Linked DNA regions of Mus musculus: regions 1, 2 and 3 are each linked to region 4. Evidence: chromatin loops called from intact Hi-C (ENCODE). Cell type or tissue: left cerebral cortex. All regions are shown on one strand.

The links. Peaks named below come from ENCODE experiments on the same cell type or tissue, not always from the same donor. Only the 100,000 strongest peaks of a DNase experiment are listed, where the experiment ranks them.
Region 1: a loop joins it to region 4, with 4 times the contacts of the local background. A loop is called at or near these places in 10 of 42 quality-filtered maps.
Region 2: a loop joins it to region 4, with 2.2 times the contacts of the local background. A loop is called at or near these places in 7 of 42 quality-filtered maps.
Region 3: it touches region 4 in a loop (2.2-fold over the local background); 3 of 42 quality-filtered maps call a loop at or near these places.

The regions. Positions count from the first base shown.
Region 1 is chr6:13,149,397-13,157,396 of GRCm38, forward strand. Vwde (von Willebrand factor D and EGF domains) reads right to left here. Exons shown (of 30, transcript NM_001368871.1): 30 at 7,044-7,104. Among named protein-coding and RNA genes, the nearest start is that of Gm24985, 42 kb to the left of the region's middle. In left cerebral cortex, a CTCF peak has its summit at 3,038 (motif pointing left); a DNase peak (open chromatin) is centred at 3,043.
Region 2 is chr6:12,551,857-12,559,856 of GRCm38, forward strand. It overlaps Thsd7a (thrombospondin, type I, domain containing 7A), which reads right to left. Exons shown (of 28, transcript NM_001164805.1): 2 at 3,039-3,870. Among named protein-coding and RNA genes, the nearest start is that of Gm38583, 120 kb to the left of the region's middle. In left cerebral cortex, no CTCF peak of the experiment used is centred here; a DNase peak (open chromatin) is centred at 4,019.
Region 3 is chr6:12,471,164-12,479,163 of GRCm38, forward strand. Thsd7a (thrombospondin, type I, domain containing 7A) reads right to left here. Exons shown (of 28, transcript NM_001164805.1): 5 at 1-34. Gm38583 (a long non-coding RNA gene) reads left to right here. Exons shown (of 2, transcript XR_868799.2): 2 at 6,771-7,169. Among named protein-coding and RNA genes, the nearest start is that of Gm38583, 38 kb to the left of the region's middle. In left cerebral cortex, no CTCF peak of the experiment used is centred here; DNase peaks (open chromatin) are centred at 4,700, 7,406 and 7,849; H3K27ac peaks cover 713 bases.
Region 4 is chr6:12,745,741-12,753,740 of GRCm38, forward strand. Thsd7a (thrombospondin, type I, domain containing 7A) reads right to left here and starts at 3,513. Exons shown (of 28, transcript NM_001164805.1): 1 at 3,057-3,513. The coding sequence starts at 3,213. In left cerebral cortex, CTCF peaks have their summits at 3,482 and 6,743; DNase peaks (open chromatin) are centred at 2,237, 3,261, 3,442 and 3,766; H3K4me3 peaks cover 2,807 bases; H3K27ac peaks cover 1,573 bases.

The DNA of each region.
Region 1 (8,000 bases), 400 kb after region 4:
CTACAAACTGGTTATTCATTTTTGCTTCGAGCATGCTTGTCATGTTAGCAGTCCCTGAGAGAGGAAACATCTTCCTAACACGTCCTCTCACCACTGCCTAGAAATAGAGCCTGGCAGAGCTGCTTCTGCATCACGCACAGGTTATCAATGGAGTCTCAATCCTATGCTTCTCACTTGGAAAGCAGTGAGGACCTGAAAAACATTTAGAAAGAACTTCAAGACTGGCTCAGTTGGTAGGACTCATGGGGACAGATCTTAGTCTCTGTTTCTGTCTCTGTCTCTGTCTCTCTCTCTCTCTCTCTCTCACTCTCCTTCTTTCTTTCTTTTTTCCTTTTTTGAAACATGGTTTCCTCGTGTAACAGCCCTGGCTGTCCTGTCCTGGAAGTCTGTTTGTAGACCAGGCTGCCCTCCAACTCAAGAGATCCACCTCTCTCTGCTTCTGCCTCCTGAGTGCTAGAATTGAAGGTGTGCATCATCATGCCCGGCTTGAATCAGTCCTCTTATTTCAGAGCAAAAATTATTGGTGGATAGGCTTGGTGTCCTCTTCCCTTCAGACCTATATGTGGAAGCTTTTGTAACTATACTGAGCATCAGTATTGACCTGCAGTCCATCTTCTGTCTTCTCTGGGCCTGTGTTCTTTTTGACACTATCTTTTGCCATTAGAAACCCCCACTCTCAGTGATCAGAGCCAAGCATACATCTGATCTATGACCTCAAAATAACCAGTTTAGGCTGTACATTTGGGTAATTGCAACTTCTCATCTTTTATGGTTATGCTTATTTTGTTTACAGTGAGGATCTGAAAATGAAACTGTTTTAAGATGTTTGCCTGTAAGATGAAATTCTTTCAGCAAGATCTGTGGCTACCTTATATGTGTTTCCTAACTTTAATCTCTCAAGTTCAAACACTCTGAGGGCAATGTTTCTTACCATAAAGAAAATAAAAGGTCAGACTGTAAACTCATTGAGCATACCTATTTCATCTGGAATGATAATATTTTGGTTTTGTATTGATGCTTTAATTTAGAGAGATGAGTCTCAGATGAAATATAAAAAAATAATTGACCTATCTCAAGAAAGGTTTTAAAAAGTCTCCTCTTTGCACTATCTCCCTACCTATTCAGTATAGTACTCAAAGTCCTAGCCAGAGCAATTAGACAACAAAAGTCAAAGGGATACAAATTACAAAGGTTAAGTCAAAATATCACTATTTGCAGATGATAAGATAGTATACTTAAGTGACCCAAAAAATTCCAACAGAGAATTCCTAAACCTGATAAATAACTTCAGCAAAGTGACTGGATATAAAATTAACTCAAACAAATCAGTAGTCTTCCTCTACTCCAAGGATAAAGGGGTTAAGAAAGAAATTAGGGAAATGATTCCCATCACAATAGTCATAAATACTATAAAATACTTTGGTGTGACTCTAACCAAGCAAGTGAAAGTTCTGTCTGACAAGAACTTTAAGTCTCTGAAGAAAGATATCGAAGATCTCAGAAGATGGAAAGATCTCCCATGCTCACAGATTGGCAGGATTAATATAGTAAAAATGGTCATCTTACTAAAATTATTGATGGATAGGCTTGGCATCCCCTTCCCTTCAGGCCTATATGTGGAAGCTTTTATAACTATACAATCTACAGATTCAATGCAATCCCCATCAAAATTCCAACTCAATACTTCATAGAGTTAGAAAGAGAAATTTGCAAATTCATTTGGAATAAGAAAAAACCCATGATATCGAAAATTATTCTCAACGATAAAAGAACTTCTGGGGGAATCATCATCCCTGACCTCAAGCTGTAATACAGAGGAATTATTAAAAATTGTATGGTATTGGTATAGAGACAGGCAGGTAGATCAGTGGAATAGAACTGAAGACGTAGAAATGAACCCACACACCTATGGTCACTTGATCTTTGACAAAGGAGCTAACACTATCCAGTGGAAAAAAAAGACAGCATTTTAAACAAATGGTGCTGGCACAACTGGCGCTCAACATGTAGAAGAATGCAAATCAACCCAGTCTTATCTCCTTATACAAAACTCAAGTCCAAGTGGATCAAGGACCTCCACTTAAAACCAGGTACACTGTAACTAATAGAAAGGAAAGTGAGGAAGAGCCTTGGACACATGGGCACAGGGGAAAATTTCCTGAACAGAACATCAATGGTTTATGCTCTAAGATCAACAATCAACAGATGGGACCTCATAAAACTGCAAAGCTTCTTTAAAGCAAAGGACACTGTCTATATCTATCATAACTTGAGTTGGAGAATAGTGGCTAAAGGTTTGGCTCAAAGGTCAAGGCTTTTCCTTGCAGTCATGGTTTGATCTCTATAACTGATTTAAAATAGTTATAATTTCATTATTCCTTAAACTCATAGTGTTTCAAATTGGACTCTCCTGATGATTAGATTGACAGTTAGCCAGGGAAACTGCACTAACTTTTGACAGGAATAAAGGGACAAAATCTAGGAACATGCCTTTAATAGCAGTATACCTGAAGGTGAGGCAGGAGCCTCACCTGGAGTTCAAAGCCAGCTTGTGGACTACATTGTAAAAACCCTGTCTCAAATAGATAAGCTAAAGTGGATAGAAGGAGCACATAGGCAAGTACTCTGCCTTAAAGAGATTCTTTTTAGGATGTCATTTATATGGCTTGGTTATATTCTTATTTCTCAATGGCATCATAAAATATAGTCTCAACTACCTGGAACACTGTCTCTTTTAATTGATCAACATTTCCCAATTCACAGAATAATGGAGAAAATTCTGTCTAACCATATACTACTCAAGGCAATGTAAACTTCTGATGAATTCAGTACATCACTACATCTTTACGTGGATGTAATATCCCTTACTAGCACAATGGGAACTGTGAACTGCCAAGGCAAGTGCCTACAATTACCAGGCAATCATCCAATGTAATGGAGATGTCTAGGCTCATAAATGATTTTCTTATTGAAAGTGTCATGTTTGCATTAAATGCTTCCTATGCTTTTATCAAAGTGGTTGCCTAGTTCCTAAGATGAACTGAGGCTCTAGCACCATCTGCAGGACAAGTCTGATAATTTCATCTCAGTGTAGAAACTACAGGAGATTACTATAGATTTAAACTGAAGAATGACAGGTAGTCTCTTTCTCTCTCTCTCTCTCTCTCTCTCTCTCTCTCTCTCTCTCTCTCTCTCTCTCCCTCCCTCCCTCTCTCTCTGCCTCTCTCTCTCTCTCTCTCTCTCTCTTTCTCTCTCTCTCTCTCTCCTCTCTCTTTCACCACACACACACACACACACACACACACACACACACACACACACACACACACACACGTACAAACATTGTAATGGCATGGAGTTTGCTTTTATTAATTTTTAAAACTATCTTGAGATATCTTCAGCAGAGGTTTAAAGAGTACTCTGCAAAACGGGTGACAAGCCTAACTGTGAGTCCCCTCCCACAAAACAGCAAAACACAACACCAAACAAAAGCCTACCTCTGTCTTACAGTAGAACCCTTCTTACTTAGCAGAGTGGTCCAGCAGCTGTGGCCCACGATGCTTTAGACAGCCATGGAAATGGGAAGAATGGAGTTTCAGGTGTGGTCTTTTAACACTCATGCACTCTTCTTTATACCAACATGACTATAATACATAATTTTGTTTATTTGGGAGACTGGGGATTAGAACCACAACCTTCCTGAGTGCTGAGTATGTACACGTCCTTTAAGCACTATGCCCAGGCTTAGGTTTTAAATGGAAAAAGCACATGACAACTGGCCTTAAGGTCCACTAAAGGCGCACAGGTCTTACTTGCAGTTCAATTAATAAATGCTGAGAAAACACACGGGGGAAACTACATAGGGAGCCTCATGGATCCATTAACTGAACACTTGTTGGCTATGTGGACCAGCTCAGTATGCTCTCAGATCCCCAGATTTTCTCTTTATATGTGAACCTTCATTAGAGTAGTCTAGTTCCTAAGTGTTGATCACAAATTTTATCTTGTTTAACTCACACATTGCTGACTTGGTGTTTCTTAAGAGTAAATATTTAAACTTGGCAACAAACCATACCTACCAAATATAGTAATCACTGAAAAATACAAAACCAAATACAGACATCTGTCACCGATGCCCCAGCTTGGCTAACTGGTAGATATTAGCAATAATATTATTAATAACTAGAATACAATCCATATGCTAGGCTTTCCTTTTTCCTTTTTAGTACTGATGATTGAACCCAGACCTTTATGAATGATAGACATGCAGAGGGATTTTAATCCAGCAACATGGCTGCTCTGGTCACATCCGAAGAGCTTCTAAGTCTGTGTGATCTGGCTGGAATGTAGACACGACCTTGGTACAACCTTTAATCCCAAACAACTTCTAATTGAGACACAGACAAAGTGATGAATCAGAGAAAGATTTGACAAAATAAGTCAGGGATAGGATAGGTTCAACTCTCTCAGAAGAAAAGCTACTTAGGAACAGCACAGAAGAGAGAGAGAGAGAAGGAGGGAGAGAGAGAGAGAGAGAGAGAGAGAGTTAGTTCAGTTATTGGTTAGCCAGAGTTGAGTGTCAGTGCAGGGAGTGCCATGCAGTGAGTGCCATGCAGTGAGTGCAGCACAGTGAGTGTGGTGAGGGAAGTGAGCACAGTGCAGTGAGTGCAGTGAGCATGGTGAGTGCAGTACAGTTAGCACAGTGAGTGCAGTGTAGTGAGTACAGTGAACACAGTGAGTTCAGTGCAGCAAGTGCAGTGAATGCAGTGAGTATAGTGCAGTGAGTACAGTGCAGTTACTGCGGTGAATGCAGTACAGTGAGTGCAGTGCAATGAGTGCAGTGAGCACAGCGAGCACAGTGAGTGCAGACCAGTGAGCACAGCAAGTGCAGTGAGTGTGGTGCAGTGAGCACAGTTGCAGTGAGCACAGCATAATGAGTGCAGTGAGTGCGGTGAGTGCAGTGTGGTGAGTGTGGTAAGTGTAGTGAGTGCAGAACAATGAGTGCAGTGAGCGCAGCGCAGTGAGCGCAGTGAGTGCTGTGAGTACAGCACAGTGAGTGCAGCACAGTGAGCGTGGCGAGTGCAGTACAGTGAGTGTGGTGCAGTGAGTGGAGGGAGCACAGGGAGCACAGCACAGTGAGTGCAGTGGGTGCAGTGCAGCAAGTGTGGTGAATGCGGTGCAGTGAGTGCAGTGCAGTGAGTGTAGTGCAGTGAGTACAGTGCAGTAGAGTTGAGTTTCTTCCTGAGTGCATGCAGTTCAGTGCAGGTCAGCAGAGGCAGTTAAAGCCAGAGAATAAAATGGAGGCAGGAGATTACAAGAAATTGCCAGAGTCAGTTTAAAGCCAAACAGAGGAATTCAGTAAGAACTTGAGATAAGCCAAATTGAATGAATCAGTTTAGACAAATAGTTTGTGCCCAAGCAGCTGAGTTGAACCAGTCAGATGAAGTTCAGAAAGAACTAGAAGGAATAAGGATAATTAGCAGTAATCAAATAAAAGATAATTTACATAGACCAGTTCTGTCTCTACTAAGCTATACTCAAGTACCATGGTTGACCTATGTTCAATTGCTATGTGCTATAAATTTACAATAACCTCATTTTAACTTTAAAATTACCAAGAAGCACTCTAAAGTAAGTATGCTCACCATTACTTTGCAAATGAATGGATTCAAGAGAATAGGAAGGTGACGTTTCCTTCATAAGTCCACAGGCTTGGGCTGAGGTAAAGCTGAATTGTATCCAATGTGTCAGTCACAGGCCTCAGCTGGGTGTGTCCTCTAGTGGATCTCCTGCCCCGTTCCTATACTGTGCTCTTAGTAATACCTCTCTAGGTGTGAAAACATATTCTGCATCTATTCCCATGTACCATCTCCAACTTTCACTGTTCTTCCCAAAGGATCCTCTAGTAACCATACAACGTTTTCTTTGTTTTGTATAGCCCAGTCTAGTTTGTAGTACCCATATGTGCTTGGGTCTGGAACCATTCACTGGAGCATGAGAAGTCTACCAGTATTTATATCCTCAGAAAGGAATGTTCTCTAGCAACTATCTACTGCCAATAGCTAGTCATGGGTGGTGCAAGAAACCATCTATGCAATTCATCCTGGAATTTTGGCTGACTTGTTCTTGAGTAGCCTGTGTGCAGGAACTCCAGTTGCTATGGGTTTACAATTGTGATACCAATGTCATATCTGGAAGTCAGAATTTCAAAACACTCATCCCCACTCTATCGCTTCTGTGTTCTTCCTGCAACCTCTTCCTTAATGTCCCCTGAACCAAGCTATTATTTTTTTCACTGGCATCTATACCTGGTGCTGGGATAGTTGAAAGATTCACAGCAACGTTGCAATACATGCTTCAGTATAGGCTACTGTGTTTGAGATTTGGTGCTAGAGTTTGAAGATTCTCAAGGACTGCAGCAGCAGCACCAAAGCTTCTAGAGTTCTCTGCCTTCTTAATGCTGTGGTTGTTATTTTATAACTGTAACTTAATGACTGGTAACTTCAATGATTCATAATTTTAATTAATGTCAACATAAATATGCAATATGCCAGATATCAGATATGCAACCCTGAAAAGGTCCTCACAGTTTAAGAAGTACTATTCTAGAAAGTACTAGGCTCTAGGCAGGAATCTTCAGTATGAAGCTTTCAGACCTTTTGCAGCTACTTTGACAACCTCTAGGTCTCTATCTTCATCCCAGTTTTCATAAAAACCTTGGCACTCTATACTTATGCATTAAACATTGTGAATCTAGGAGACATTAAGTAGCATGTCATTTTCACTGACCTCTGATACAGACATAGTCGCAGCTGCAACTGATAAAACCACAAACTTACAAATATCACCATATTTGTATCAGGAGTATGAACTTAATATCAAGAATCAAACTTCAAAGTCAAATTCAAATTACTTGGAGCTTTTATTTTGTTTTTCTTTGATATTGACAACTTAGATCCTTCCACATTTTTTTAGTTTATTTGGTCTTTATAATACTTTAAGCAATATACAAATAAGCTTCAAAAATTATCTTCAACTATTTCTGAATAAAACTGCATATCTAATGATAGAGGCTTGTAAATATGTTTCTTAATGATGTTTCATCTGTAATAGAAAGAGAAAGTCACGTTCCAATAAGCAGTAGAAAATCTTATTATTATCTATTTATTTCCCCTTCCTCTGGCATGGCATACAAACCCCTTCAGTTCTGTCAACGTGAAAGTCAAATTTGCCACACTCAGCACTGCTTTCATAAAATAGATCCAAATGAGTGTAAATAAGCCCACTTGTGTCTGAAGCTTGTATACTGATATGATGCACACTGGGTAAGTATTACATCAAAATGTTCAATGTCCAATAAAACTGACTTTTATATCTTTTGGAAAGGACTGCATATTCAGAATAGTTCATACATTTCTCTCAGCCTCATTTCCCATTCTTTTCTTCCCTCACCACTCCCCAGTCCTGTACTCAGATCTAACCAACTAAGCACTGAACATCTTGAAATCCTAAATTTCGCACCATGACTGTATTATGTCCCTACTATTATCAGGGTGGGGCCATATTTTTTTCTGGATGAAAAAAAAGTGCAGGGAGAAAACAATACAGAAATTGACTTTGCATCCCAAAACAGATTGATCCAGTTTCAAACTTCAAGAAGAACATTTTTTAAAAATTTTAAGTATTATCATGTTTCAATATATTTAGATTTCCGTGATCTCTGGGCTACTTTGTTTTATTTTGACATAGTGTCTCAATTTACTACATAGCTAAAGTTGAGCTTAAACCCCAGATCCTCAAGCCCTCACATCTCAAGTTGGCCCTTGAGCCTTTTGAAGTATGGAGTAATACGTGATGGCTTTTATATCAAAACTCATAGAGCAAGACATTTTTGAAGGGCCTTCTGCATGTGCACACATATGTGTACTTGAATGTCATTGCCACACATATCTAATATGTGTAGAAATCAGAACCAAACAACATCTTGCTAGTCTGGAATG
Region 2 (8,000 bases), 190 kb before region 4:
TTATTTCTAAAACAGTGAGAACTCAGGTATCTGTGGAGGATTTAAGTGTTCACGGAGGGGGCAAGACACATGGATGTCCAGGTTTCTTATCTCTGTTACATCTGACTACCACACTGTTCAAAACTGCATCAGTGGAGGTCTGAAACTGATACTTTCTTAGGGTCATTGTCTGGCCTCATTGAGAGAAGGTGTGCCTGGTGATGTGGGGGTGGAGGGGTGGGGACATTCTCTTGGATACAGGAGGGAGGGGGAAAGGAGGTATGGGATGGGGAGTGGTCAGGAGCAGACCAGGAGGGGGCGTGAAATCTGGACTGTAAAAATGGATTAAAGAAAAAAAAATATATATATATAAAAGACTGAGCTATGGTCACAGTTCTGACCTCTACTGATTAACGACAAACTGAAAGCAAGGTGTATGGCTTTGCAATTTAGGGAATTTAGCAGCAATTCTTTGAAACATTTTATTGACTCATAGAGAAGTTCCCGAAGATTCTTAGGCTGATTTAGCTAAGTCCTTTTACTTACTCTGGATGAATTACTGTTATTAATAGTCTGAATGATTATTTCAACTTCTTATATCATAAAGAAAGAATGAGATGAAAGATATATATGTTTTCTTTTTTCTTAGATATTTTCTTTATTTACATTTCAAATGTTAACCCCTTGCCTAGTTTCCCCTCTGAAAAATACCCTATCCTCTCCCCCCTGCTCCCCAACCTATCCACTCCTGTTTCCTGGCCCTGGCATTCCCCTATACTGGGGCATAGCGCCTTCACAGGACCAAGGGCCTCTCCTCCCATTGATAACCAACTAGGGCAGCCTCTGCTACATATGCAGCTAGAGCCACAAGTCCCTTCATGTGTTTTCTTTGACTAGTGGTTTAGTCCCAGGGAGCTCTGGGGGTACTAGTTAGATATTTTAAATTCAGTGATTAAATCCATGATTTGTGGTTCTTTGCTAATTCATGTCTTCCTGTAATGGCTTCCTTGACCAAGTAGTGTAAAGTCTGAACAAAATGTAGGTAAGGATGCAAGTGCCTGACAAAATTCCCCACACTTTAAGTATATTTGCCTAAATCACACAACTGATGTGAATATTAGTCTTGATTCAATGGAAGCTACACACTTAACTACACTTTTAATCAAGTAGTCAACACTAAATTAAACCTCTACTGAAGACTAACCCAGTGACAGCAAGAGTCAGCTCAGGGTTGCCCTAGAGGCTCATTCAATTGCTCAGGGGAAACCAAGCCACAAAGATAATTACTACTCTAGGGGAAAGGATTGAAGCCATAAGAGAAAAGACTGTCAGAAAAGAGCCATAGGAAGTGAATTGAAATGCATCAGTTTGGAGGTTCAAATGGAGGTTCAAACACACACACACACACACACACACACATACACACACACACACACACACACACGTAAGAAACCTGGTGAATGGAGGCCAGAAAAACAGACACAATCAGCAAAGTAGCAGGATTGGGAAGATGCTATGAAGGGGCAATGTGAGCTGAAATGAAATATATGGATTAAAGGAGGGAAAGAGAGGCAAGTAGGCTCAAAACAGCAAGTAGGACTGCAGGTAGATCAGTGGCAGACTGCTTACCCAGCAGAAACACAGCCCAAGGGTCAGACTCTACCACCATAAAATGATGAACTAAAATAAGAGGCAGCCAGAACAATAGTATTATGAGAGAAAGATTTTGTCTTCGATGAATGGATCGTGCCTTTTAATTTACTCATTAACTTAAGCTATAACCCTCTTCCAAAGAACTCTCACCAGTATCTGAAAACACACAGTGATCAAGTCAATGAAAAGGAACAGGTGAAGGAAGGATAGAGAGCATGGAAAAAAATAATAAAGCAGTCAGTGATTTGAGGAAGCAGCAGGCATCCAACACAATCTATTAGGTCTCCAACTTCCAAAGTTAAGAGGAAATTGTAATCTTTGCAAGATTTCCAGGGGCAAAAGGAAACAGTCTCCAGCTGCTCCCCAAAGCCTTATGGGGTCTAGGCATCAGTGACGTTTATCTTATGGTTTTAATCAAGGAAACAGACTGCCTGGTAAAGAAGATGGCACACCCAATGTCATGCTACAATAAATGAGATATAAAATTCTGAGTGATGATGCTATAATTTCTTAGGTTCAGTCCAAATCGTAACTTCATACATATTTCGGGAAAGGCAATTATGCAAATGATGCAGACGAGCCACTCCCAGATAGTCTGGTTTATCTGAGAGCAAAATTTAGCCAATCCAGAGAACACCATATCCTTCCTATCATCCTCAATTAATAACAGTTTCACCACAAATGAATCGTACATGAGGTAGCTTCGCATAACATAGTCATTATGTTCCAGAAGATAATCTGCCAAATGATTTCCATCTAGGAATTGCTGCCAATTAATTACATGTTCAAAGCTCGGCCAATCCCTGGGTAAATCCCTGCTACTACCTTACTTCTTGCTACATGCTACTTGCTTCTCTGGAGAGAGTTACTTTGTTTTATAAAATGTGAGAGAATATTATTCTTAGGTATGGTTCCCCAGGTAGTTGTTAAGAGCAGGTTTTGTTTATAGGGTAATTCTGAAAAGGCTATAAACTAGGGAGAGATTACAAGTGTGCTTTATTCGATTAACTCACTCAGATAAATATCTGTATTCAAAATCCCAGTACTCTAAGCTCCACATAATTTCACTGTCTTTTCTTGGAAGGGGGAAAAAAAAAAAAAAACTGCTTAAAGAAGCAGTGTTGTTCTTTCTTTGCGGTGCTGGGAACTGAACTTTGGGCCTCACAGATTCTAGCCAAGTGCTCTACTCCTGTGTGCTCCCGAAGAAGCCGTACTTTGTCATGGAGAATCATTCATTGGCTAGGAAACCTTTAAATAGGGTGGGGTCTACACCTGGACCAAATAAAGTCACCGACTCGAGATCTAAAGCTCATAAGCCTTGCACTAGGGAATATCTTTCACAAGGTTATACCAGGAGTCAGAACAGTGAGTTTCAAGTCCCTATGCTATTAGTAAATAGACTTTACCTGAGGTCCGCAGATTTCCCAGTCCTGTTTAAGCACGTCACGTCCCGGGTCTGATAGCCAATCTGGATGTCCCAGTATCTGTTCTCCTGTCTGTTCTGTCTGTTTCTGTTTCTCTTCTTCTTGATGAGCTCACGGGCCTCTGGGTCCTTCACGGCTTTTCCTCTCTCCTTCTCCCTCTCCTTGTTCTTGCCACGACGCCTGGCTTGCCTGGCTTGCCTTGTGTGTGGGACTGAGCATGCGCTCCAGGGCCCCACCTGCAAGCTGTACAAGCTCTCATCCTCCTCGCAGGGGTTGGACTGGCACACCTGAAACTCGGTGAGGTTGGGACAGCCAGAGCCTCCATACTGTGGCGGTGCAACCACGTGCCTCGTGCGGTGCTGCAGGCCACTGCCACAGGTCCTGGAACACTCAGACCAGGGTGAGAACTCAGACACGATGCAGTCTTTCTGGCAAGGGATGAGGCAGGCCTGTTCCAGAAGGGGCTTGGGTTCAAAGTACTCGCAGATGATGTCCTCGGCGGGAATGTCCTTGTCCTTTTGGATGCACATTATCTCTCTCACCTGGATGCCTTCCTCACCCTTCACGCATTCTCGCGATTTCTCGAGGCTTTTCGAAATCACAGGCTGACACCGATCCCAGGTTCCCAGCCTCCAGTCGTACAATTCCTTGTGCCAGTCACAGACCTTGAAACAGTTTTGCTGGTTACTGGGTCTCACAGCCTGCTTGCAGTTTGTATGTAACGTAGTCCAGCCTTCCACGTGAGCACACCACACAGCCCGAGTCTGGATGCCGCCCGGTCCACAGTCATCTCCCATGCATCGTCCCCAGGGACCTATAAAACAGCACAAGAGTTAGCAGGGCTGCAGGAAGCAAGTGACACGCTTTTCCCATTTTAGAAAGACGTCTCTAGCCTTAGTACATTAACTTCCCGACATCTTATAAAGTAGGTCTCTGAAAGAGACGACTGGAAAGTAACGCTCGTCCCTGAGTACTTTCACAAGAGGGAACTGTGTCAAGGAGTCTATATAAGGTAACAGCTGGGGCAATTTCACTTCGGGCCCCTTTGGGATTGGTAAAAGTTTGCTTTGATTCATTTCCTTTATTTCAGGTAGATAGAGACTGTTGCTCATAAAGGGCATCAGAAACTAGTCACGGTGAAAACCCATTACTCTTGCCTCACACCCTGAACTCTGCTTTAGTAAGTGGTAAAGAAAATATCCCCTCATGAAAGCCTTTTCCTCCAGGCTTTCTCTGCCTGGGCAATTAACTATTTTGCAGAAAATGCTCTCCCTCACCTGCTTTTTTTATTGTTGCAGGCTACATCGGGAGAAGTCTAACGGCTGTGTACAGTGTTGCTGATAGAATTTTTAAAGTGGGACTTCATGGTAACTAAAGCTGAGAAATCAAAAACCTTTCCTGAAAGGGCACTTGCCTTAAATAAAAAAGAAGCCTCAGTGAACTGGAGAGATGAGTAAAGACATTTAATAAGCTAAAAAACAAAAACGTCTCAGTCGTCTGACCTTTGTGCTGAGCAACGACCTTGATTTCTCTCAGTTAATTCATTTGTTAAATATAACTAAGTTGGCATTTTATGGTACACTTGAGTCAGTTGTTTGAGTATGAAAGGGGGCTTGCTATTCTAGAACATTTTTTAAAAGTACACATGGACTTTCTTTCCTTCCTTCCTTCCTTCCTTCTTTCTTTCTGCTGCGAATAGATTCTTCGCTCACACAATACATCCAACCACAATTTGTACATTTTGTCCTCTTTCCATTCCTCCCACCCATTTTCTTTTCAGAAAAGGAGCAGCTCTCCAAGAAACAACAACCAAACATGACAAAGCAAGACACAATAAGACAAGGTGAAGTCCCTTGTATTGAGGCTGGACAAGGCACCAAACTGGAAGAAAAGATTGCCAAGAGCTGCAAGAAAGAGCCAGAGACAAACCTGTCCCCCCTCACCACCACCCCCCCCCCGTTAGGAATCCCACAGAAACGCTGTGAGGATTTATTTGATAACCCTTGATTGTACTTAACAAGTCTTAAGGAAGTAAGTTTCACATGATGGTATAGGGTTCCCCAAGACAGGCAGACAGACAGGCAGACAGGCAGACAGGCAGACAGGCAGACAGGCAGACAGGCAGACAGGCAGACAGGCAGACAGGCAGACAGACAGACACACACACACACACAGTTGTTGCCTTTTTCCCTCAGCCCTACTTTCATAACAAAAGGTCTGGCTTCACATTTATTTTTATCCATGTCTAGATTAGGCATAAGGTTTTGTCTGTAAGACGCTGAAGGGAAAAAAAAAGTGAAAACTATTAAACTAGGAAAAGGACTCATTCTGTGCCTTAGAAAAATGGGACAGGAAACCGGCTGGTTCTCTAAATTCACATCTTGAATGAACCATAAAACCAGCTGCATTTGAGACCCAATTCTTCTGACATTTGGACTTCAATAAAGCCTAAGTTTAGAGCTTTAGGTTACATTTCTGCCCTCTGTGCAGAACACCATTAATCTATAGGAGAAGAAATACAGAGAATGTGGTGTTTATAGTATCTACATTTATTTAACCAAAAAGATGTTTGATGATGCAGTCTTTCTTTCAAGTGACACAATAAAATTGTAAGCAGAAGTGATTGTTATCTGAAATATTGGACTAATTAGTCATCTTTTCATTTAAAAGAGTACTAGATTTGGTCTACCCAAATTTTATTTCATTAAATTCATACGTAAAATTGTTTAAGTACTTAAAATAAATTTCAGAGAATAGCCTTCCTAGATGTTGATGTGAATGCTTTACGAACAAGAAGGACAGTGACTCTGTTGAAAGTGCCAACATTAAGTACCTAATGAATGATGTTTTAGTCTTAATTTTACTTTGTCTCTGTACATTTTCCTACAATACTTTTGATGATTTCTTAGAGACTTGAGAAATACTCTATCTGAGAATCATAAAACTAAAGATGCATGTTAATAAGGGAACTTTATAGGATGTATAAAACTTTAGAATTAATTCCACATAGCTTTAATTTTAGTTTCCTCTCTCCATTGTGTTTGAACAAAACTGTTATCCTATTTCCCAAAGGAAGGCACATTTATGTTAGACTCAAGGCTAAACTACATGCTGTTCCATTGATACTTTAAAGCATGGGTGCTTTGTGCTAACTCAGAATCTAAATCTAAAACCCAAGATAATCTTTCTCTGTCTCTTTGTCTCTCTGTCTCTCTTTCTCTCTCTCCCTCTCCCTCTCCTTCTCCCTTTCCCTCTATGCCTTCCTCTCCCTCTCCCCCTTTCTTCCTCCCTCCCTTTCTCTCTCCTTCCTTCCTTCTTTTCTTTCTGTTTTCTTTTCTTTTTCTTTTCAGGATTTCTTTGTCTAGCACTAGTTGTCCTGAAACTCACATTTTAGACCAGGCTGGCCTTGAACTCACAAGAGATCAACATATCTCTGCCTCCCAAGTGCTTGGATTAAAGATGTGTGTGAGAACACCTGGCTGAGATTTTTTGATGCACCATTATTTTCCATCCTTGACAATAATTATGAGATTAGACCAATTAATCGATGTTTAATATTTTATTCCCAGGATAAAACCAAAAGAAGTATTTTGTAGAAAATATCCATAGAGTTGAGTATAAAGACTGATTAATTGGCTTTACACTCCTTTTCATTAAGAGACATGAATAAAAATTGATTCCCCCCAGATAGGGCACCGATGAAAGACCAGAAAAATGGTTCCACCCAAGGCTAGTTTGGTGAACTAGTTCACTGGAGTTACTAACAGAAGTGTACGTGGACGACCCACAAACAGCTTCATCACTACAAAGCTCACTCAACTACATCCCTAGAGTTCTCTGCCCACCTTGCAGACTGCTCCTTAAATAAGTGGGTTTCTGCTTGCTAGCTGTCATTTACAGCTCACATAATACTGGGCATGAGCAATATGGTCCTAGAGCCGAATAATAATAGTAAGTTTTCTCCAAGGCCCATTATCTATCTAGTTTCAGGTTCTTAGCCACATTAGCAGTGTCAGGTAGTTATTCTGTCTCGTGGAATTCTAATTAGAAAGAGGGTTAGTTATTTCAATAATATTTGAATACTATTATTCTGCCAAAGGGCCATAGCAACAGCCATCATTAGAGAAGCTGCTTCTTGCAGTGGATGACCCAGAACTACACAAGGTTAAACAGGTGAGAGAATTTGAAGCACAAAGTTCTAAACTGGATGATTGGATGTCTTCTGCAAGCTCTCCTCTCAAGGTTTAGGGTTAATGTGGAAGAGAAAGACTATAGTAGCCAGAAGGGATGGATGGCTCCAAGGCAACAGCATTCTCCAGGCACAACAGAACTGATACTCATATGAGCTTACAAAGAGGTTGCCAGTATGCATAAGGGGTCCTAGCACAGAGTAAGTAAACCCAGGCTCCCACCCATAAGAAGCTATCTACAATTGATACCCAATGGCAAGGGCAAAGTCAGGTTTCTCCAATGGAGTCTCACTGTATTTGTAAAACACACCTTAGGTTAAACCTAGGGTCATGAGGAGTTGATCAACTCAAAATGGCCTAGATGGTCTTTTACAGTTTTTACCTTATTTTGTTTTGTTTGGACATTTCCTGTTTAGTAGATTTTTGATTACTTATTTTGATTTTGTGTGTGTGTGTTTCTGTGGGGGTGGGTTGTATGTATGCCTCTTGGTTTGGTTTTTGTTTGTGTCTTGTTGAGTGAGAGAAACAGTGAGTGAGAGGGAGATAGAGAAAGAGAGAGAATGTAAAGATGGGTAAGTAGGTGGTGGGGAAGATGTGAGATGGGAAAATATTATTCAAATTTATTATATTAATTATTTTTAATGAAAAAGCTTTTAAAACAATGAGCAGCAGTTCTGTAAGCATTATGACTTTCTGAACTTTTAGATCAAGGTTCATTACTTTCCTGAGTTGTATGTTCCCTCTATCGCTCAGG
Region 3 (8,000 bases), 270 kb before region 4:
CCAGTGCATAATTTTGAGTCCACTGGTTTTGAAGCTGTTTTGAGAAAAATAAAGACATTGCTTAAGAATTAGACAAAAACAGATGTTATGGTTAATAACATGATTCCCATGTGTTCTCAGAGAAGAGAATGTGTCACCAAATCATTAGCCCAAGATTTCTTTGCTACATTCTAAGAACAAAAGACAGTTTTATTTTATTCATCAAATAAAACTGGACTAGAAGTCTGATGAAGTGCTTGGGCCATGGAGTTAGGAATTTACTAGCAAAATAATCTTAATTAGCAAAATAATCTTTTAGATGTATCCTAAATGTCTACATTCAAATTTTAAACAGAGTACTTTTTAGAGCATTGAGCATGGCAGGAAGAAGTACATAACTTTACTAAACAAGCAAAAGGATCCATTGAGTGGCTTCTGTAGAACAAAATCCTGTCCACTTTGCTCTACTGGTTGGAGAAATATTATTTGGATACATGGGAAAAGATAATCAAATGGTGTGACCTTTGACTTCCAGGTTCAAGAACAATCCAATGATGCTCAGATATTTTGCCCACCCTATTACCTGAATATCTGTAAATCTAAGAGCTGTTAAGGAACTCAACTTACAGTTTTGCTCTTACTTATAAGTTGGTCAATAAAGTATGAGTTGCTTGTCCTTTGGTCTGTCTATTTTTTCTATGTTTTTGATGATTACTGATTAATTTCTGTTCACACATATATTTGATAGTTAATGTGAATAATATATTTATGTTTAGGATGAATAGGCAAGGAAGCTATATAAGCTCTGTGGACAGAAGAAGATTATTTCTGTACTTATTATCTATTGTCTATTCCTCCATCACCGACTGCTTACCATTAGTAGCTAGAATTGTCTTTGTTTAAAAATATTTTGGCTATATCTTTCTTTTAGAAAATAACTGAGAATTTGGCTAGCCCAGATTTGTTGACTAAAGAACTTTAAGACATGCTGTGTATTTTTCATTTTTGTAGAGAAATACCATTAGTTTCTAATTATGTATGATTGCATCTAGATACACATATAGGACTAAAGTAATTTAAGGTATGTATCTTTTAAATAAAAGCACTAAAAATGGACATGTATTGTTAAAGCTCTACAACAGGTTGTAAGTGCTTGTGTGCCACTGAAGTTTCTGTACACATGAAGTCATCTAATGGAAATCAGTCCTGTAGGCTATGCGACTCTTCTTATGACTACACTAGATGTTCAGAAAAATATGTCACACTTTATTTTTGTTTTTTCTTCCAGTAGTACTTACACTTCCATTCCCTAAATACACCACCATGGAAATAATTGAGAGGCACCTAAACTTTGGTTAGTATAAAGCACAACAAGGATTTTTGCTCAACTCTAGGCATGTTGTAAGTGTATATTAACACCAGCTAAAGCTGGTCCAAAGAATGATTTTCTTACTTTCTAACAGGGAAGGTGCTTGCATATCAGTGAGAGAAAGCACAGAAATAAGTGCTCCATTTCTCACAAAATAAAAATTCTAGACAGCAATGATGCATATTTTGCAGAAAAGTGTATGCTGTGAAGTTAATTTCACTGAAAGTTAAAACAAATGACTCTTCCGGTCAGAGACATTTTGGTTCCCGGATCCCTCTGAGACTAGTCTGTGCAGGTGAGAGTGTGGACTACAGAAGCTAACAGCTTCTGCGACAGGCCGAAGCAACACAGCTTCTGGGACAGGTCCTGTTTCAGGCCTTCATCTTCTGCCAGGAGGGAGGTCTGAACTCCAGGTATCTGAGCACCTTCCCTGTAAGAGGAGAGCTTGCCTGCAGAGAGTGCTCTGACCACTGAAACTCAGAGGAGAGAGCTAGTGTCCCAGGTCTGCTGATAGAGGCTAACAGAATCACGAGAGGAACATTCTCTAACCAGAGACAACTATAACAACTAACTCCAGAGATTACCAGAGGGCGAAAGGCAAACGTAAGAATCTTACTAACAGAAACCAAGACCACTCACCATCATCAGAACACAGCACTCCCCCCTCGCCCAGTTCTAGGCATCCCAACACACCTGAAAAGCTAGACCCAGATTTAAAAGCATATCTTATGATGATGGTAGAGGACATCAAGAAGGACTTTAGTAACTCACTTAAAGAAATACAGGAGAACACTACTAAAGAGGTACAAGTCCTTATAGAAAAACAAGAAAACACATCTAAACAGATGATGGAAATGAACAAAAAAATACTAGACCTAAAATGGGAAGTAGACGCAATAAAGAAAACCCAAAGTGAGGCAACGCTGGAGATAGAAACCCTAGGAAAGAAATCTGGAACCCTAGATGCAAGCATCAGCAACAGAATACAAGAGATGGAAGAGAGAATCTCAGGTGCAGAAGATTCCATAGAGAACATCGGCACAACAATCAAAGAAAATGCAAAATGTGAAAAGATCCTAACTCAAAACATCCAGGAAATCCAGGACACAATGAGAAGACCGAACCTACGGATAATAGGAGTGGATGAGAATGAAGATTTTCAACTTAAAGGGCCAGCAAACATCTTCAACAAAATTATAGAAGAAAACTTCCCAAACTAAGAGATGCCCATGAACATACAAGAAGCCTGCAGAACTCCAAATAGACTGGACCAGAAAAGAAATTCCTCCCGTCACATAATAATCAGAACAGCAAATGCACTAAATAAAGAGAGAATATTAAAAGCAGTAAGAGAAAAGGGTCAAATAACACATAAAGGCAGGCCTATAAGAATTACACCAGACTTTTCACCAGAGACTATGAAAGCCATAAGATCCTGGACAGATGTTATACAGACAATAAGAGAACACAAATGCCAGCCCAGGCTACTATACCCAGCCAAACTTTCATTACCATAGATGAGAAACCAAAGAATTTCACGACAAATCCAAATTCACACATTATCTTTCCACAAATCCAGCTCTTCAAAGGATAACAACAACAACAACAACAACAACAACAAAAGTACAAGGACAGAAACCATGCCCTACAAAAAGCAAGAAAGTAATCCTTCAACAAATCTGAAAGAAGACAGCCACAAGAACAGAATACCAACTCTAACAACAAAAATAAAAGGAAGCAACAATTACTTTTCCTTAATATCTCTTAATATCAATGGACTCAATTCCCCAATAAAAAGTCATACACTAATAGACTGGCTACATAAACAGGACCCAACATTTTGCTGCTTACATGAAACCCATCTCAGGCTGATCTTCAATAACAAAATAAATAATAGAAAGCCAACATTCACATGGAAACTGAACAACACTCTTCTCAATGATACCTTGGTCAAAGAAGGAATAAAGAAAGAAATTAAAGACTTTTTAGAGTTTAATGAAAATAAAGGCACAACATACCCAAACTTATGGGACACAATGAAAGCCTTTCTAAGAGGAAAACACATAGCTCTGAGTACCTCCAAAAAGATATTAGAGATAGCACACACAAGCAGCTTGACAACACACCTAAAAGCTCTAGAAAAAAAGGAAGCAAATTCACCCAAGAGGAGTAGATGGCAGGAAATAATATATCATAGCAAGCAATAAAGGGGGGAATTCTATTTCCATTCAATAGTCAATATGATTTGCAAATTAAATGTTTTATTTTAATAGTTGTATCTGGTACCTATTATATCTACTTTACTATGGTAAGATGTGATAAACTCTTACAGAATAATGACATTGGCTGTTACAGGAGGGTGTGAGTTTGAAAATTATGTCTGTCCCATACACCTAATCTGGCTTCTTTATCCAGTACCTTGGTCTAGTTTTTGTTTGTTTGTTTTGTTTTGTTTTGTTTTGTTGTTGTTGTTTGCATTACTCCCATTTAAATCTCTGGCCATGACCCCATGGCCCATCCACCATGTCCGGACTTTTACTGCACCATAACCCTCTATCACTTTCTGCATATCTTTTGGCAGCATCTAGACAAGTGACTCCACCTAATACCCTCTACTTACTTTACTTGAACTCTAAGATGCATTCTGAGTTCCATATCCAGTCCCCTGGCCTAGTCTGGACAGCTTTGCTTGTGTTCAACCTCCAGCCTCTAGCTAGGACCCATGCTCCCACAACCTACAGAAACATTTTATACTACATACATCTACATGCAGAAACATATATGCTACATATATACTCCCAAACCAAGTCATGAATATTTTGTGACTGGAACTAAGTAGGTAAGGTTGCCTGGTCATTCTCTTCATGTATACTTCCCAACATCCAAATCTACTTCCAAACTACAGACCAATATTTTCTCCTGCAAACCTAGTAGTCATAAAGAAATATCTGGTGGACAGATGGGGACACCAACACACCTTCAAAAGTTTTGACTCAGAATTGTTCTTGTCTAAAAGAAATGCAGGGACAAACATGGATCAGACTGAAGGAAAGGCCATCCAGTGACTGGACAAATTGGGATACATTCCATAGACAGAAACTAAACACCAACACTATTACTGATGCTACGCTGTGCTTGCAGACAGAAGCCTAACATGGCTGCCCTCTGAGAGGGTCTACCAGCAGCTGACTGAGACAGATGCAGATACTTACACCCAACCAGTGGACTGAGCTTGGGGACCAATAAGGAAGAGTTAGGAAAAGGATTGAAAGACCTGAAGGGGATGGCAACCTCGTAGGAAGACCAACAGTGACAACTAACCGGGAATCCTGGGAGCTCCCAGAGACTAGGCTTCCAATCAAAGAGCATACATAGGCTGGCCAGAGGCACCCAGCACATATGTAGCAGAGGATTTTCTTGCCTGGCCTCAGTGGGAGAGCATGAGTGCCTAATCCTGTAGAGACTGGTTGTCCCAGGAAATGGGGATGCCTCTCAGAGGCAAAGGGGATGGGGATGTGGTGAGAACTCTGGGAGAGGGTACTGGAAGCTAGGGATGGCATTTGGGATGTAAATAAATAATTTAAATATCTTTTTTTTTTAAAAAAAAACTACCTAAAATTTAAAAAAAGGGTATGAAGGAGAGGAATGTGAGGGAAGTGTGGACCCCATGAAAAGAGCAAGCCTTTGATTTCTAGGAATAAATGAAAGAGAAGAATCCTAGATCAATGGCACAAAGAAGATCTTTAGCAAAATTAAAGACGACTCACCTAAACTAAGAAAAGATACGCCTATATAAACACAAAGAAGCACACACTACACCGAATGGAAAATAGCAGAAAGGAAACTTTCTACAGCATAATATCATAGTTAAAACTCAATGTACACAGAATAAAGAAAGAGTACTGAAAGCTGCAAAAGAAACACACACACATAGACACACACAAACACATACACACACACACACACACACACACAAGCATGTGCACACAGGAAACTGCATTAAAATAACAGTTTATTTCTCAATGCAAACTCTGAAATCCAGAAGAGCCTGGAAGAATCCATTCCAAGTTCTAAAAGAACACAATTGCTGATCCAGAAAGATGGTCTGCCATCATTGAAGAAGATAGAAAAGCTTTCCATGATAAAACATTGATATCCAGCCTAACATTGATATCCACCCTAACAACCAATCTAAATATAAAACATTGATATCCACCCTAACAACCAATCTAAATATAATGCAGGAAGCAATACTCAGGGCTGTAGAGAGGAACGACAAAGAAGCCAAAAAGCTATAATTACGGAAATGTGAAGTACCACTGAGAACACAAACAATAATAACAAAGACATAATAACTGTAATCAACAGCCATCTTTCAATAATATCTTTAAATTTAGTTGCCTCAATTCTTCAGTCAAAAGACACAGGCTGGATGAATGGATCAAGAAACAAATTTCATGTATCGATTAGCCTTGATTTTCATTCAAGCCATCTGTGGTGGACCAAAGACTCCTCTTTGGAGAGTGTTCTTGCTGTTAGGATCCCTTCTTGAATACTGTTGATCACAAATCAGGTGAGGAGTTTGTAAATGTTTCCCATTTTCTTATTTCATCAGAGTACTTAATACTAGGTATTCATTTGAGTGTTACTCTCTTAGGAATTACCATATTTTTTTGTTTGTTTGGTTGGTTGGTTTGGTTTTAGTTTTCCAAGACAGGGTTTCTCTGTGTAGCCCTGGCTGTCCTGGAACTCACTCTGTAGACCAGGCTGGCCTCAAACTCAGAAATCCACCTGCTTCTGCCTCCCAAGTGCTGGGATTAAAGGCGTGTGCCACCACACCCGGCACCATATTTCTAAAATGTGTCTCTTGATTGGTCTACTGTAAAGTGAAAGCGATGATCATGGTTTCATTTCAAAACATACATATGGTTCTAAAACACTCCAATACAGGGATTTTGTGTCCTGATTAAAATAAGAATATTGTTTTCCTGTCTTTTTTTTGTTTTGTTTTGTTTTGTTTTGTTTTTGTTTGTTTGTTTTTCAAGACAGGGTGTCTCTGTGTAGCCCTGGCTGTCCTGGAACTCACTCTAACACAGGCTGGCCTCAAACTCAGAAATCTGCCTGCCTCTGCCTCTGCCTCTGCCTCCTAAGTGCTGGGATTAAAGGCATGTGCCACCACTGCCCGGCCTCTTTTCTTGTCTTTATCAGCTGTAGATTCTAGTTTTAATGTCACAATTATGGAAGAGAATAGATTGAGAATGCATGACGAAGAAGCTGGCATAGCAACACTAAGAATGTTATTTTATTTTATTTATTGATTGGGTTTTCAAGACAAAATCACATACTATATCACAAGCCAGCCTGGACGAACTTGAACTCTGGGAACTATTCTGCTTTAACATTTGGATCTCTCCTATTGTAGGTTCTCAGCAGGGAGAAGAGGACTTCTGAGGCAATGGACTTTGGAAGAGCACAACCATGTTACTGCTGCTCTGCTACCCCAATGCAGCAGCAGAAGAGTGACTTCCCAAACTGTCAGAAGGAGAGCATCCAAGTCAGGACTCCTTGGTAGCCTTGGCTTCAGCCTTCACTGTCACGCTAGAATGCTAGATACTGGTCTTTCCCTATGGCTCACAGACTCTTCAGTCTTACAGGAGTTGTCCTTTGCCTTGGTCTGTCCAATTCTTTCAACACTGTAAAAATGTCTCCAAGAGCCCAGCCTCTGGCTGACCTATTTCTTTACTTCAAGTACCCATGGGGTGTTTTCTCCTATATCTGTTGGTCATGATAGCAAAATCCAATACAAGGCCACAGCAAGTAACTATGGTCATGTCCTGATTCATAAGACAGAAAAGTACAATACACTTAAGTACTTATAAAAACAAAAGCAGGTATGTTTTTCCTCACTGACCCTGTTTCATAAAAGAATACTTATAAACATAGGCTTTTCAAAATACACATCTCTACAGCAATGCCAATCATTGTTAGTATTTAAACCTCACACATTCTCTCAGCAGCTTGTCGAGGGCCTCCAAGTCCTACTACACAGATGCACCATCTGTTGCTGCTCTGAAAATATAATTTTTCCTGCTTTTGCCTCTTTTAAACAGGACACAATCTAGAACAGTGCATATAAAAACTCTCACTGAAATCTTCCAACACTTCCTATTTTCTCAAATTTCCACCTATAATGGCCATAACTGAGAGCAAGGTGTTAATAGATACTTTAAATTAAAATAATCAGGTCACAACATGCATGTTATCCACAAAATGACAGAGCATTAGCATTTAGAATTTTGATGAAGTACAACCTTCTTAAAGTGAGTGTTGGAAAGAAATTAATATCCAGTCAAACAAGATCTTCAACCAGCTTGGCACACTGATCTACCTTACGTGCAGCTACTCAAATGACAGTGTATTTCAGTCTGCTGGGGCTTCAAGAACAAACTTCTACAAATGGAATGACTTACAAAACAATGTGACATGTGACTGTACTTAAAATGATGCTCTGTTGGTTGGCAGAGTGTCAGTTGTGGAGAACAGAGATACAGACAGGTATATTTGTTAAAAGTCTTTCCAACATGGGATAAGTGGCTTAGCCCCAACGCTGATAGTAGCATAGAACAAAGATAGCATATAGAGGCGGGAGGAT
Region 4 (8,000 bases):
GCAAAGCATTTCTCCATGCTTTCCTATAACTTCTATAGTACTGATGCTTTTCTCCTTTTCTTATCTACCCAACAGCCTTTAGAGTCTTCTTTCTCCTTTCTCAACAACAACAACAACAAAATATTATCTTCTAAGAGATTCCAATGGCTCCTATCTGCTTTTAGGTTAAATTCTAAAAGATTTCCCAGAGGTCTAGAATTTTCTCAAGCTGACTTTATTGATATTGAATATTTTCCACTGAGTATTTGGGCTTGAGTGTCACTGTCACGAATACTTTCAAGATTTCAGAATATTATTGTATGTCTTCTTATTTTATATTCTTTCTTCTGTGCTTCACTATCCTCTTGGCAAACACCAAGATCAAAAGCAAATAGCAACTCTGTATTGAGCATACCCTCAACTGTTTTATCAGCTATACAATCTCTGCTGTCACTGCATTATGTTCATGAGTATAGTATGCCATGTATCAACTATTGTGTGTTTAAAGTATTGTTTATTTTTGAGTTGGTCAAGAGCAAAGGTGGCCACATCACATTCAGCCTCTACAGTGAGAACTGACTGTAAATTGTTAACAGCTCTTTGTTGTGATGTGACCTAAAACTATAACATATCACATCATATACCATCAGTTATATGTCATAAATCTGATAAAGTCTGTATAATGAAAATCACAAGTGTTTGAGTATGTAAATATATGGTATTTAATTATGTGTGTTTGCATATGTGTGTATGTAAATTAAATACTTAGTGGCGAATAGATCTTTAGATATTGTCTTCTCTAATTGTTGAGCCAGGCACTGTGTGACTTCATCACAGTGAACAACATGTTATTGGCAGTAAAAGCTTCTGTCCTATATCTTTGTCCAGTGAAACTTCCACTTTAGTGATGTCATCTTTCATGCTATTTCCTGTAAACAGTAGAAAGAGCGAAAGCCCCTCACTGGAGCAGATGTCCTCAGCTTCTCTGTTCTCTTCTTCCCATTCCCTTCCTGCCCCTCCTCCCTCTCCCTCTCCCTCTCCCTCTCCCTCTCCCTCTCCCTCTCCCCCTTACCCCTCCCCCTCCTCCTCCCCCTCCCCCCTCAGTTATATCAAATTTGCTTCTCATCAAATTATAGACAAGATTCTATCACCTTTGCATTTTTTAGTTATAATGTATTCTGTTCTGTCCTAACTCCTTTGAGAACTGTTCCCAACTCATTTTAGATTTAGTAACATCTCCCTTCCTTTCAGTGGATAAATACATGAAGAAATTATTATTTTGCTCAGCAGGTTAAATGTTCCAATATTTCCCAAGAAACAAAGAATCATCATAAAATACATAGTACCACCATCCTCCCACTAGCTTCTATTTGCACAACAGTTGACAATGTATGACTTAGTTTCTCATAACCCACTTGATTTCATCATACCATGTATGGATAGTCAAAGGCAAGTACAATCACACAGTAGGCAGCTACTGATGGAGGGGTGAGAACACCGTCGAACTATTCTTAGAGCAGGCTACAACTGAACCTGGTGCTGGAATCAAGGTCTAATTGGCTTGTATTCCGGCTATGACATTAATATTGACATGTATTGGTACCTCAAAGGCAGCACAGCACAGGATCTCTATGTTCTTTTCCGTCTGAATTGCTACTTGGCTCATGTTCCTTTGATAGTACAAATTTCAACTAGCCCAGCTCTGTTGCCCCGAGAAGCTCTTTCTAAATTTCCAAGTACTACCAACTACTATAAATTTAGAATAGAAAAAATAAAACACACTTTCAATTCTTTGTTTAAAATCAAACGAATTTGACTTTTGTCTTTAGTCCCCTAAGTAGCTGATCTTTAAAGTCTTACCAAGTTCGCAAGAATGACTTTGCTTTGACTAATCTGTGCCTGTATTTGCGCGTGTACAAGAGTGCATTAGTATATTATGCGATTCTCCAAGGTAAAGGGTGTTTTGTCTTTAAGTGATTTTCTGTTCAATGCCTCACCACGTTGCTTGGATGTATGAACCTTCTTTAAACCTTTAGTCATCGGTGTGATTCTGGCGTAAATGGATCTGCCTCCTCAGCAGGTCGGTCGGAGGACTGAAGCCAGAAGACCCACTCTGCCTGGACTGTGATCTGGACACTTTTTCTTTCTATCTTGTTCCTATCTTGATATTTGGCATCACTCAGGAACTCTCAAGTCATCCTCAGCTATAAGCGAGGAGAATAGCTCCTCCACTTGTCTCCGGTGAGTGTGTGAAGTTTCTGGTAGGCTCAGGAATTCCGTCTTCCATAGTGGTTGGAGAGCATCCACCCACCCTCAGCAGAGAGGGGAGCCTGGAGCTCTAAGGTTTTGTTGTTTCCCTGTGTGTTCTGCTTCTACAGCGCTTTGCCGGGAGAGTCTGAGGAGCAGTGAGTTGCTACTTTTCTTGTTTTGTCAAAAAAACAAAGCGAAAAGACTTCTTTCCCGGAAAGAAAAGTTTCTAAACCTCCATGTTAATCACTCCACGGCGTAAAAGATCACTTTGAATCACTCGTTACAAATTGCACTATCCAGTTTTCCCTGTTAGAGCTGCCTGCACAGGGCTTGACCCTGGTGTCCCACACACCACAAAGCTATGCTTAATACATTTAAATCTCTCTCTCTCTCTCTCTCTCTCTCTCTCTGTGTGTGTGTGTGTGTGTGTGTGTGTGTTTGCCAAAACACCGCATTAAAAAAAAAAAAAAAAAGAACTGTCTACCTGTATATTGCTAGAATGTCATTTTAGAAAGTCTAAGACTGGAAACCCAGATTTTAAAAGCACTTCACTTTGTAATGAAAGTACAGCGCTGCCCTCATTCACTGCCGAGCGGCTAGAGAAACAATCACCCAGTGACTCACTGTTGCCTCTTAGTTATGTTGTTCTTTCCTAATGGCATAGGACATGACCTAATTCGCTTGCAGGGATCATACTTTTGACCTGGGGATCCTGGCATAATCAGGACCAGTTGGAAACACAGAGGCTCCTTCAGGAGCCCTTAGCTCGCTCCGGATCATAGTCCCAGATCTGGAGATAGAGCAAAGGACAACTCTGTCCCACTTACCGGTCTTCCACAGATAGAGGGTGGGCACCTCGGTGTCTCCCTGCGCCGCAGCCCCGCGGGCGCCAGAGCTCAGCAGGAGTAGCAAGAGCAGTGGCAACCGCAGCAGCTGCAGGACGCCCCGGCTCGGGGACGCCAGGCGCCCGGCTCGCAACCCCATGCTGTCCGCAGCCGCTCCAGCCTCCGGAGCCGCACCACTCTCGCAGGGGACGGTCTTTCCTTCTCCACCAGTAGAGAAAGCAAAGCTCTCCCTGCTTCTATTGTTCGCTCCAGATGAAAAGCAGCCAAAGAGCAACTAACACTAGGGAACAATAGCATCAGCGGCGGCCGTGGACGCCACCGCCGCCGCCGCTGGCTGGCGGGGATGCTGGCGGGGATGCTGCCGCCGCTGCCATGGCGCGCAGACTGGCAGGTCCTAGCGGCGAGGGACACAGCCGGCCGCAGGGGGCCCCAGCTGACAGAGCCGGCCCAGAGCTCTGAGAGGAGCAGCCCCCGCCGCCAGCTGTAGGGAAGGGAGGGGAGAAGAGAGAGCTGAGAAGAGCCAAGGGGACCCGAGGGGACCACCGGCGGGGGGCAGCGAGGGCACAGGGCCAGCACCCAGACCCCACGCGCCCGCCCCGAGAACTCCCCGGCACATGGTGCGCTGAAATATGTTCACAAGGATACACCAATAAAAGGCATCATCACGGGGCAGGCTTCAGGATGACGAATAACTGACATTGAAATTCATCGTCACCCAAGGAGTCAAATGCTGATCTAGTGGCGTGTTATTCTCCCTGCATATTTACACAAAGCATCAGCCTTGGTCATTTATTCTGAAGCCGCCGTGCCTTCTGAATTACTTTATGAGAAGAGCGGTACTTATGAACCTGATAGGGAACAGACCAGGGCTCACTATCAAAAGGAACTTGAGCACTTCCGTGTTTTTTGTTTTTTGTTTTTGTTATTTTTTTAACTTCAGCCCATCCTCAGTAACAATGTGACCGTGGTTAATATGTGTCAAAGTCAACACATTGTCTTGTAACTGCCTTTGAAAGCGACTTCGTACTTAAAAGTGTGCACGACGCTGTCTAATTGCATGAATAAGAATGTACAAACACTGCCAGTATATTCTGTTTTAATGATGAAGTGCATAAAAGTTCCATTCCTTTCTCTTCCATCACTATTGAAAACGCACTACTAAGGACCAGAGGTGGGGATAAAAATTAAGCCGCAAATGAGTCAGTAGCAGCAGTTGGCTTCCACCCAGTTAATAACTATTTCTACTTAAATTTCATTCCTGAGACAAATACTAATTCTTTTAAGTGCTTTTTCACAACCAAAACAAGAAACCACATGGCTTGTACCTTTTGTTCTCTATTTTATTAGATCAGGCCTAACAGAAGAATGTGTGCAGTCAGATAAAGCTTTGTCCCTTTTTTCCCCCACTCACAATAACAGTCTTTTATTATTAATTCATTTCCTTGTAACGCTTAAATAGTATCAAGGCAGTTAGCCAATTAAAACAAAGCAAAACAACAACAACACCAAAATTCCCCAGCAACCAAAAGCTAAGGATAACTATGGTCATTTGGTTGCCTGTCTTACACCAAATACAATACAATTTAAAAGGCAGAAAAACTTCTCTTAGTGACTTCACCCCCAAGGACCCAATAACCCATGAGTCTGAAATGAGAAAGCTACAGTTTCTTAGGGAGGAAAGCTTCCTTCCAGAAGGCTCCCTGGAGATGTGTGTCATTTTGCTGAGCTTTCCAGACATAACCCTTCTGCATGCATTAGATTAAAAGCAGGTTTGATCAAATAATTCCCAGGTCCTGCCTGTTTAAGTATTCTGACATCAGAGGAAATTAGCTGCATTCACGGTTGCAAATTTGGTCTTTGTTTACTTTTCACTCTGTTAGGCCTCTAAGAGGGAATTAAAAGCTCAGAGAGTCCTGGCCCTGGGCTTGTGATTAGAGGCGATAAGCCACTGTGGCTTACTGTTTCTACACTGGTGAAAAATAGGCAGTGATCAAAAGATTATAGGTTGATAGGGATACAAAGGCAGGCTGGTCCTAACTAATGTATACCCCCCTGAAGGAGCAAGTCCTTCAATATTCACACTGCCAAAGAAGAAAAAGACCTGCCATTGCCTCCTAGGTTCTGTCCTTCAGAAATGGCTCCTCCATGCAATACCACTCTGCATGGAAGCCTCTTCCTTTCCCTTCTATTTGTATTTCTCAGTTGTCGTTAGTGCTCATCCCTGAAGGTCTTCAACCGTGAATGGAATTGTAGATTCTGCGTTATTAATGCCCATTCATAGTGTTCTCCATAAGCCCCAAGTCAATTTACCAGGTGGAGGCTCCGTGTATAACAGAATACGGAGGGTGGAAGAAGGTAAATTCGTTAATTTGCAAGTTGACCACCTACCTCCCAAAAGCCATCAGATGTCACACTCCATATCTTAGTGTAAGTAATAATAATAATAATAATAATAATAATAATAATAATAATAATAATAATTGATTTTTCTTATGTATCCAGGATTGTATAATAATTACTTATCCATTCCAGAGACTAAACATGACAACTCTAATATCAAGGCTAACTTCTAAATCTACACCTGTTGTCATTTAAAACACACAAGAAGGATAACATGTTGTGCATGTTGTGGGTTTGAAATTTGTCCTGGGTTGGCTCTTATATTTAATGGAAACGTAAACCAAGCTTAGGAGACCCGCACAGACACCCTTCACATACACATGAACAAATGTTCCGAACAAGTGGAATCATCTCTAAACAGTGTTACAGGAACTCAGTCATGGGAACATTTGACTCCACCAAGGCCACATTTCTGTTCATAACAGTGTCATTACTGCACTTGAGGACAAAATTATTTGGGTCTCTGAAAAGACAAAGTGATGTATACATTCAGATACACATCCTGGTGAGAGAAAAAAAGAAGTACTACTCACTTGAATAAACTGTATCAATAAACCTGATGAATGGCCAGAGATAGTAAGAAATACCAACCTTTGTTTTCTAAAATGATATGAATAATACACAAATGTTTAATGGTATGATGGCAAAATACAATCTAGAGAAGTCTCAAGGATGAAGATTAAATTGACCATCTGTATAACCTGTCATGAAGTAAGTCGTTCATCATTTTTCATGAACTGTTCAAGTATTAATGACCCAGGACTATAAAAGTCTTCCAAACCAACAGAGGATAAATGTAAGTTACTTAGAAATGGCACAATTCTAACCTAATTGGCAACCTTAATTGTCCATTGCTTCTGTGCTATCATTTCAAAACTCTACTATATGATGATATGTACACTCATAAATATATCTATATCTATCTATCTATCTATCTATCTATCTATCTATCTATCTATCTATCTCTATATATTAGGAAAGAAGCATATAAAGTACTTTTCATGAATGGGATAATGAATCTCTGTGATTAGAATCTATATGTTAAGGCAATTATAAAAATTATTTATTTGATGGAAAAGGATTTATTTTAATATAATTTTATTAATGTAATTAAGTGATTCAATAGGGAAAATTATTTTTGATAAAATATTATATAGAGGAATATATAAAATGCTTATTCTGAAATAAAAATATTAGCTGTATTTCTCCACATAATAGCAACTTAATTTCAACAACAACCAAAACTCAAAGGAATTCTATTTATGCATCCTCTAGGTGTCATACTTAACCAAGATTTGTGTTCAACAAAATTTATTTTAGGCTTTTTCCCATCAATCTTTCTCTGCTACACCCATCAAATTACAAAGTACCAAACATTTCATATTTGATTTCTGTGGTAAGTAACTACACAACTTACCTCCTAAATTTTGAGTGGTATCCATCCTCAATTTTCCTTCTGATTCCTTCTTACTTATAAACAATGTACTATGTTGGCTTGTGATTGGTTGGTTGACTAACTGGTTTTCTGATTTGGAGTTTTATACTGTGAGAGCAGGGAAGATTCTAAATTGAAAAGTTTTACAGAAAAATTTTGTTATATATTCTCCATGTTATTAATAATTGTGGTGGCTTGAATATGCTTGGCCTAGGGAATATGCCTGACACTAATTGGAGGTATGGCCTTATTGGATGAAATGTGTCACTGTCGAGGGTATGCTTTGAGACCCTCCTCCTAACCATGTGGGAGCCAATCTTCTCCCTAAGGTTTTCAGCTGAAGAGGTAGAATTATCAGCTGCTCCTGCACCATTCCTGCCTGGACACTGCCATTCTCCCATCGAAGATAGTAGACTGAATCTCTGAACCTGAGTTATCTTTGTCATGGTGTCTGTTCACAGCAGTAAAACCCTAACTAAGACAATAACTAAGTCTTTTAGAAGCAAAGGAGATCTTATTTTGTGCATCTTGTGAAAGTACCATGGTTTTATTTTGGATCCTTCAAACTTTGAGAATGGATTTTTCACAGTTGGTCTTAGATGCATAGAGTATCTGATGCCTGGTAGTACGTGAGGCAGAAGATAGCAACCTGTGTGTTTAAGTAATCGACCAGAGGTGACTAGAGAGAATGTTCTTGGAGAGCTGAGCACTCTGGCAAATGCAATGATTTTGATATTTAAGAAATATAGAGCCGGGCGGTGGTGGCGCATGCTTTTTAATCCCAGCACTTGGGAGGCAGAGGCAGGCGAATTTCTAAGTTCAAGGCCAGCCTGATCTACAAAGTGAGTTTCAGGACAGCTAGGGCTACACAGAGACACCCTGACTCGGAAAAAACAAAAGAAATATAGAATAACTTATAAAGACAACAACATTGACCAGTTACCACTACTGTGTTGATGTTATAGTATTGAAACAGAAGGATAATTTAAAAGCCTTGGCCTTTAACAAACAGCAGAAAAGAAAATGAAGCTTGTAGATCAGAAGTGCTCTTTTGTAGCTGAAATATAAATATTTTTCTTCTTCAGTGATGG